Linked DNA regions of Homo sapiens: all the other regions are linked to region 1. Evidence: read pairs that join two places in POLR2A ChIA-PET (ENCODE). Cell type or tissue: Caco-2. All regions are shown on one strand. Region 1 has its middle 15 kb from the start of BRWD1-AS1. Region 2 overlaps GET1-SH3BGR (GET1-SH3BGR readthrough). Region 3 overlaps GET1-SH3BGR (GET1-SH3BGR readthrough).

Region 1 (2,500 bases):
GGTGTTGGGTACACAGGTGCATCTTTTTTTTTTTTTTTTGAGACAGAGTCTCACTCCTGCCCAGGCTGGAGTGTAGTGACACAATCACAGCTCACTGCAACCTCCGCCTCCTGGGTTCAAGTGATTCTCCTGCCTCAGCCTCCCGAGTAGCTGGTTACAGGCATGCCCCACCACACCTGGCTAATTTTTGTATTTTTAATAGAGATGGGGTTTCGCCATGTTGGCCAGGCTGGTCTGGAACTGCTGACCTCAAGTAATCTGCTCGACTTGGCCTCCCAAAGTGCTAGGATTACAGGCATGAGCTACCACGCCCGGCCACAGGTGCATCTTATCAAACAGGAAGCTTGAGATTTTACATTTTATCAAATGCAAATTTTACATCTGAAGGAAAAAAAATAGAACCATAAACAAATATCGAGCTTTAAATAATAATGTGTATGCTGAATTATTAGGGGGAAGTGTACTGATGCCTGCGATTTACTTTAAAATAAATGAAAAATAGGCCAGGCACAGTGGCTCACCCTTGTAATCCCAGCACTTTGGGATGCTGAGGTGGGTAGATCACCTGAGGTCAGGAGTTTGAGACCAGCCTGACCAATATGGTGAAAACCCCGTCTCTACTAAAAATACAAAAATTAGCTGGGCATGGTGGCGGATGCCTGTAATCCCAGCTACTTGGGAGGCTGAGGCAGGAGGATTGCTAGAACCTGGGAGGTGGAGGTTGCAGTGAGCCAAGATCTCACCATTGCACTCCAGCCTGGGTGACAGAGTGAGACTCCATGTCAAAATTAAATAGATAAATAAATGAAAAATAAGGTGGGCCGGGTGCGGTGGCTCACGCTTGTAATCCCAGCACTTTGAGAGGCCAAGGCAGGTGGATCATGAGGTCAAGAGTTCAAGACCAGCCTGGCCAAGATGGTGAAACCCTGTCTCTACTAAAAATACGAACATTAGCTGGACGTGGTGGTGGGTGCCTGTAATCCCAGCTACTCGGGAGGCTGAGGCAGGAGAATCACTTGAACCTGGGAGGCAGAGGTTGCAGTAAGCCGAGATTGCACCACTGCACTCCAGCCTGGGCAACAGAGCGAGACTCCTCAAAAAATAATAATAATAATAGGTGAATTGATGAGGAATGGGCAGATGGATAGAAATATATGGAACAAAGCCACTATAGTAAAAACAAATTGTAAAATCTAGCTGGTGTCTCTATTTAAAAAAGGATCTTTTGGCCAGGCACAGTGGCTCACACCTGTAATCCCAGCACTTTGGGAGGCCAAAGTGGATGAATCACTTAATTTCAGGAGTTTGAGACCAGCCTGGCCAACATAGTGAAACCCCATCTCTACTAAAAATGCACAAAAAATTAGCCAGGTGTGGTGGCGGATGCCTGTAATTCCAGCTACTCCAGAAGCTGAGGCAGGAGAATCACTGGAACCTGGGAGAGTGAGGTTGCAGTGAGCTGAGATTGCATCATTGTACTCCAACCTGGGTGACAAGAGCAAGACTCTATCTCAAAAAAAAAAAAAAAGAAAGAATCTTTGGAGATCAAAAGCCTCAAGTCATGTCATCCTCAGCCATGTGAAGCCAGTTCAGAGCTTTTTTTTTTTTTTTTTTTGGAGAGGAGACAGAGTCTAGCTCTGTCGCCCAGGCTGGTGTGCAGTGGCACTATCTTGGCTCACTGCAACCTTTGCCTCCCGGGTTCACGCCATTCTCCTGCCTCAGCCTCCCGAGTAGCTGGGATTACAGGTGCCCACCACCACATCCAGCTAATTTTTGTATTTTTAGTACAGACGGGGTTTCACTGTGTTGGCCAGGCTGGTCTCGAACTCCTGACCTCGTGATCTGCCCGCCTCGGCCTCCCAAAGTGCTGGTATTACAAGTGTGAGCCACCGCACCCGGCCCAGAGCTTTTTGTCGGTTAAAAAAAAGGGAATTTCTTGGAGGGATTTAGGAAAGAGTAAAGGAGAGAGAGTGAGCATATGACAGCAAGGGATTGCAACAGATTCTTGTCTAGTGGCCTCCATCTCCTTGAATGCCTCCCAATTCATCCTTTACAACATTTTTTTGGCAACTTGAAGATCTTTTCCTAGAACCTTTAATCCAAAAGGAGTTGCTACTCAGCCGACAGTGAGATGTCCATATTCAAATGCAGAGGCCACATTGCGGTTTAATTACAAACTTTTTTTGTGACATACTGTTCCCCTTGCCTGCAAAGGCATGGATTGTCAAGAGTTGACTGAAAAATGTTTTTTAGAAACCTTGCAAATTATCAGCAGATTAGTGATGTAACAGAGTACCCCCATTTTTCTGATAAAGAACATGAGTTATTTTTAAAATGTTATTTTCTTTTCTCTTTCCTCCTTTTCCCCTGTTCCCCACTTCCTACTTATGTCTTTAGGAATGCAGTTATAACCTTGACCTTCCCTTCACCAGACACTCCCTACAGGGCGAGCTTATCTAACTGTGTGCTTACTTAGAAGCTCCAGAGCAGGAACTTTCTC
Region 2 (2,500 bases), 55 kb after region 1:
TGCACCACCACACCTAGCTAATTTTTGTATTTTTTTTAGTAGAAAGAGGGTTTCACCATGTTGGCCTGGCTGGTCTCGAACTCCTGACCTAAGGTGATCCACCTGCCTCAGCCTCCCAAAGTGCGGAGATTACAGCTGTGAGCCACCACACCTGGCCGACAATTTTTTTTTTTTTTTTTAACTTTTAAGTTCAGGGATACATGTGCGGGTTTGTTATATAGGTAAACTTGTGTCATGGGTGTTTGTTGTACAGATTATTTCGTCACCCAGTTATTAAGTCTAGTATTCATTAGTTATTTTTCCTGATTGTCTCCCTCCCACCCCCTATCCTCCACCCTCCAAAATAGAAAAATTTGTTTTTAGAGGCCGGGTCTTGCTCTGTGACTCAGGACCTGTGGCCACATCCTGTGCTGCCTCATACAACCTTATGGCCTCTCTAACCTCAACCCAGTTAGCTTTCCTAAACCCATTTCCCTATGATTGTTAACACTTGTTGTTAGCCAGGTTCAGAAGGATAACATAATTATTATCCCAGCAGAGTACACCCACCCTGTAATCGGTAAGAGAGATGTTTGGCCTGGTCACTGGGTTTGTGGTGAGAGTCTGTGAAAAGCTGTAAGGAACGCGCTGGTCTTCAGTAGGGTCAAATGCTGCTCCTTCACCATCGTCAGAGGCTACTTCATCACAGCCTCTCTGATTTGAGGATTCAAGTGGGAAAGACTCATGACAAGCAGCAGAAAGTCGAATTGGGAAAACAGTGCCCTCAGGGATGGGGCCGCGCTCAGGTACTTAGATTATAACCTCCGTTGGGATGTTTCTGAAGCTTTCGTCTTAGCAGAAGTTAGGGAGGCAGCACCCCGATCTCAGCACTCAGTCTAGGCCGCACTGGTCCCCGCACTGGTCTCCCCCCTCCCCCCGCGTGAGGCCTTAGGAGGTCTGAAGTATCAGAAGTCCTTGGGCCAGTTAAGCCTAGCAAGGTCCTGGGAGGCGATCTCAGCTGTCCGCTGCGGTGGGGGTGGGATGCCTGGTAAGGACACCAAGTCCGTGGTGTTGGCGTGGTTGGAATTTTCCTGGGATCGCTCCCTTCTCTTCAAGCTGGTCACGGGGACGCATGGTTGAGAGCGCCTAGTTCATTCAGTAGGTGGTCCAGGACTTTCTTCAGCTATAGAGGGGAACAAAGACGCCTTTGGTGAGCACCGGCTCTGCAGCTCTGCGGGTGCAGGGGAGGTGTACTGCGTAGGTGCCCCAGGACTGGCGGGGGCTGAGGGTCCATGCGAACGGCACTACTACGCAGGCGTCGCAGGACTGGCCCGGGCTCAAGGTCCGTGCAAACTGCATGCACTGCGCAGGTGCTCCAGGACTCGCGCGGGGTCAAAGTCCATGCAAGCCGCACGCACTGCACAGGTGCCCCAGGACTGGCACGGGCTCAGAGTCCACGCATACCGCACACACTGCGCAGGCGCTCCAGGACTGGCGCGGGCTCAGAGTCTATGCAAACCGCATACACTGTGCAGGCGCCCTAGGACTGGCGCTGGCTCAGGGTCCCTGCGAGCTGCACGCACTGCGCAGGCGCCCCAGAGCTGGTGTGGGCTGAGTGGCCACACGAGCCACATGCACTGCGCAGGCGCCAGGAGGCCCTTCCTCTCAATCCGAGCTTTGCAGATGAAGGACTCTGCGTGTGTTGCCTTCTGGGCTTACGGGCCGAGTGCCCTTTGAGATTCAACTTTTTCTAAATTATCCTTCACTTTCTGCTGTAAAGAGTGGCCACCTCCTTTTTCCTCTAGGGGACTGAAGCGAGAGGAGGATATTGCAGGGTTTGCCTCTGTGGTCATCTTCTTAGAGAGCACCCCCTCCGCCCCCACACCCTTTTCCTCAGAGCCGTTGCTTAGTGAGTCCCTGCCATGGACCAGGCTTGGGAATGGTCCCCAAGTATTAGTTTAGGAGGACGACTCTCTGCTTCACAGGACCTACCCCAGAATCCTGTGACTCAGAAGCGCGCTTGTGAAGTGCGCATGTGCGGGCAGGGCCTCCAGTGGGGCTCTCGTGGGGGCAGCAGCCAAGGACTGGGGCTGGTGGCCTGGAGAGCTGCCCGCTTCTCCGCCCTTGCCGGTAGGGTTCCTGGCCGAGAGTGGCATCTGGGGCTGTTCAGGGTCTGGAGCTTCCTGAGTTGGAAGACCCTGTCCTCTGTGTTCAGGGACTCAGGGTGACCTGAGTTGGTGGTTCCTGGGTTTGCCTGCTCTACTGCTGGCAGGGACTAGCACGGGGTGTGCACGTTGTCATGCCATCAATTAATTCAGAGATTCACTTTTGTTCTAAAAATTAATATTTGCATTATTACATTTAGATTCATATTAAATCTTACACTGCATGATTCTAGAACATTTTAACACTTATACGTGGGTCTTGGATTAACATTGATACATATTTGCAAATTTATACTTTAAAACTTTTTTTTTTTTAGAGACAGGGTCTCACTCTGTTGCCAAGGCTGTAGTGTGGT
Region 3 (2,500 bases), 100 kb after region 1:
GCATTACACAATCCTAAGGCAAAGAATTTCTCTTTCCAGACACATTCTGCTGTGTAGCGGTGGGCAGAAGCAGATCCTTATTTGTGAACCTTTGCATCTAGATTAAGAAGAATCCAGGCTGGGCATTGTGGCTCACATCTGAAATACCAGCACTTTGGGAGGCTGAGGTGGGTGGATAGCTTGAGCTCAGAAGTTTAGGACCAGCCTGGGCAACATGGCGAAACCGTCTCTACAAAACAAATACAAAAATTAGTGGGGTGTGGTGGTGCACACTTGTAGTCCCAGCGACTTGGGAGGCTGAAGTGGGATTGCTTGAGTCCAGGAGGCAGAGGTTGCAGTGAGCTGTGATCGCGGCACTGCATTCCAGCCTGGGTGACAGGGCCAACTCTGTCTCAAAAACAAACAAACAAACAAACAAACAAACAAAAACAAAAAGAAGAATCCCAGATGTTGGTGTAAGGGACCCTGAAAGACTACAAATGCTCCCGTGTAGCCCTCATAGCCTTGCCTGTCCTTGTCCCCAGGAGCTGTTCCTCCCTGCCCTCTTGCTCATGACCTCAGTCCCTAATTTCCTCCTCACCTATCTTGGTAAATCCAAATGGCTCAAACAATGGTTGCTAATCCGCAAGAAGAATTTGTTTTTTTGGCCAGTTGTTTCTGACTCAAGCTAGAGTTCGGCTGACTTCTGCTAAAGCCCCTCCTTCTTCCTCACTTTAGAACACTCCTTCAACAAGTCTTCTTATGCAGGCAATTTTGGATAAAGGCTTAATTCAAGAGTGTTTTTCATGTTACATTCACAAATTGTCCAGCTACAGTAGTGGGAGGGAGTGGGATGGAGTAGAAGGTGATGGACAATTTGAAGGCAGACCGGCTTGGGTTTGAACTTGGGTCTGCCTGTCACTTAAGTGCTCTTGTCCATCTGTAAAATGTGAGTGACACCACCAATCCCATAGGGTTGAGAAAGAAAAGAAGCTTATCTGAGGAATGCAACCCCCTTTAAATGACCAGGCCCAAAGAGGCACTGGAATGAGACAGCAGTCACGTCCCCCCATCCCCCCAGCTGAGCTAAGTAATCATTTCTAAGCTGCTTGCTCCGTGGGCTCTGACTGACACCACCAATAGCTATAAATTAACCTAACAATGCCATATGCTGGACACCACAGCTCATACCCTGTGGTTCAAACAACAATCTAATCGCCAGTCACTGTTATTTCTGTAGACCAATGAGAATTCCTGAAAAACGACGTTTGCAATTGTCCCTCTCCTGACTTTGTCCTTTTTTCTTTAAAAAATGCAAGCCTCTCACAGAAGACTAAAGTGAACTTCAATTGTCCCATGTTTGATAAAGTAGAAGCCTAGCCATCTTAGTCTCTTAGTTTAATAAAAATTGATGTAACAGCCAAAAAAGAAAAAAAATTCCAATGGAAATCCTGTAGAGCCACATAAGAATAAACAAGACTATAAATAACTTCACTCTTAAAACAATTCTACCAGATTAAAATGTCCCCTAATGAGGCTTTCTAGACTTAGCTGTGAGAAAGGTGGTGGATTGGAAGGTGTTACCGCCCTCTCCACGTGGATGTGCAAGTCATAAGCCTCTGTGGATGCTGAGTTGTCCCATTACCTACTGGCTCCAGTGGATGTCTGTATTTTGCAGGATCCTTATAGCTAGAAGTAATTGTAGCTTCTTAAAAATGCTTGAAAAATCAAAAATCTGTCAATGTTTCAGTGAGAAGATCCCTTACTAGCAAAATTATCCACAATCTTTCCTGCTCAATAATTTGCCTAGCCTAACGTTAGGGATCTAGTTTCCTCAGGATGGGCAAAGGGTGGTCTTACCATAAAGACAATTTTTTTTTTGTTGGTGGAATGGATGAGTAGAAAATGACTGCTACCAATTTTATTTATTTTATTTTTGAGATGGAGTCTTGCTCTGTCGCCAGGCTGGAGTGCAGTGGCATGATCTCGGCTCACTGCAACCTCTGCCTCCCGGGTTCAAGCGATTCTCCTGCCTCAGCCTCCCAAGTAGCTGGGACTACAGGTACGTGCCACCAAGCCCAGCTAATTTTTGTATTTTTAGTAGAGATGGGGTTTCACCATGTTGGCCAGGATGGTCTCGATCTCTTGACCTTGTGATCTGCCCGCCTCGGGCTCCCAAAGTGCTGGGATTACAGGTGTAAGCCAGCGCGCCTGGCCTGCCATAAATTTTCTAGTGGATGTACTGTCAACTTGCTTTTGTCAAATTTCTAAAACACATAGTATAAGGCAGTGATCAATTCTACTATTGATCACTACTATAACCTAATCTGTCTCATGTAAAAAAAGCTACAAGCAACTTCAGATTAATTGCTGTGTTCACCGATTTGTCTTAAATAGGCAAAAATATCTGAAAATCAAAAATCATAATTTCAATCCATATCCTAAGACACTGAATTTTTGGGAGCTTACTAAATTTAAAAGTTGTCATGAATGCTTTATAGAGTATATTTAGATGCTATAT

The links. Peaks named below come from ENCODE experiments on the same cell type or tissue, not always from the same donor. Only the 100,000 strongest peaks of a DNase experiment are listed, where the experiment ranks them.
Region 2: POLR2A ChIA-PET joins it to region 1 with 9 read pairs; 29 of 35 experiments call an interaction of 5 or more read pairs at or near these places.
Region 3: POLR2A ChIA-PET joins it to region 1 with 5 read pairs; 5 of 35 experiments call an interaction of 5 or more read pairs at or near these places.

Annotation. Positions count from the first base shown.
Region 1 is chr21:39,329,831-39,332,330 of GRCh38, forward strand. No RefSeq gene overlaps it. Among named protein-coding and RNA genes, the nearest start is that of BRWD1-AS1, 15 kb to the left of the region's middle. RefSeq lists an enhancer at 2,354-2,500. In Caco-2, no CTCF peak of the experiment used is centred here; no DNase peak of the experiment used is centred here.
Region 2 is chr21:39,384,403-39,386,902 of GRCh38, forward strand. All of the region lies in intron 1 of GET1-SH3BGR (GET1-SH3BGR readthrough), which reads left to right. The region is part of intron 1 of GET1 (guided entry of tail-anchored proteins factor 1); the gene reads left to right. Among named protein-coding and RNA genes, the nearest start is that of GET1-SH3BGR, 5.3 kb to the left of the region's middle. RefSeq lists an enhancer at 1,689-1,738. In Caco-2, no CTCF peak of the experiment used is centred here; DNase peaks (open chromatin) are centred at 1,439 and 2,019; H3K4me3 peaks cover 1,580 bases.
Region 3 is chr21:39,429,620-39,432,119 of GRCh38, forward strand. The region is part of intron 8 of GET1-SH3BGR (GET1-SH3BGR readthrough); the gene reads left to right. All of the region lies in intron 3 of LCA5L (lebercilin LCA5 like), which reads right to left. Among named protein-coding and RNA genes, the nearest start is that of LCA5L, 15 kb to the right of the region's middle. RefSeq lists an enhancer at 864-1,158. In Caco-2, no CTCF peak of the experiment used is centred here; a DNase peak (open chromatin) is centred at 1,032.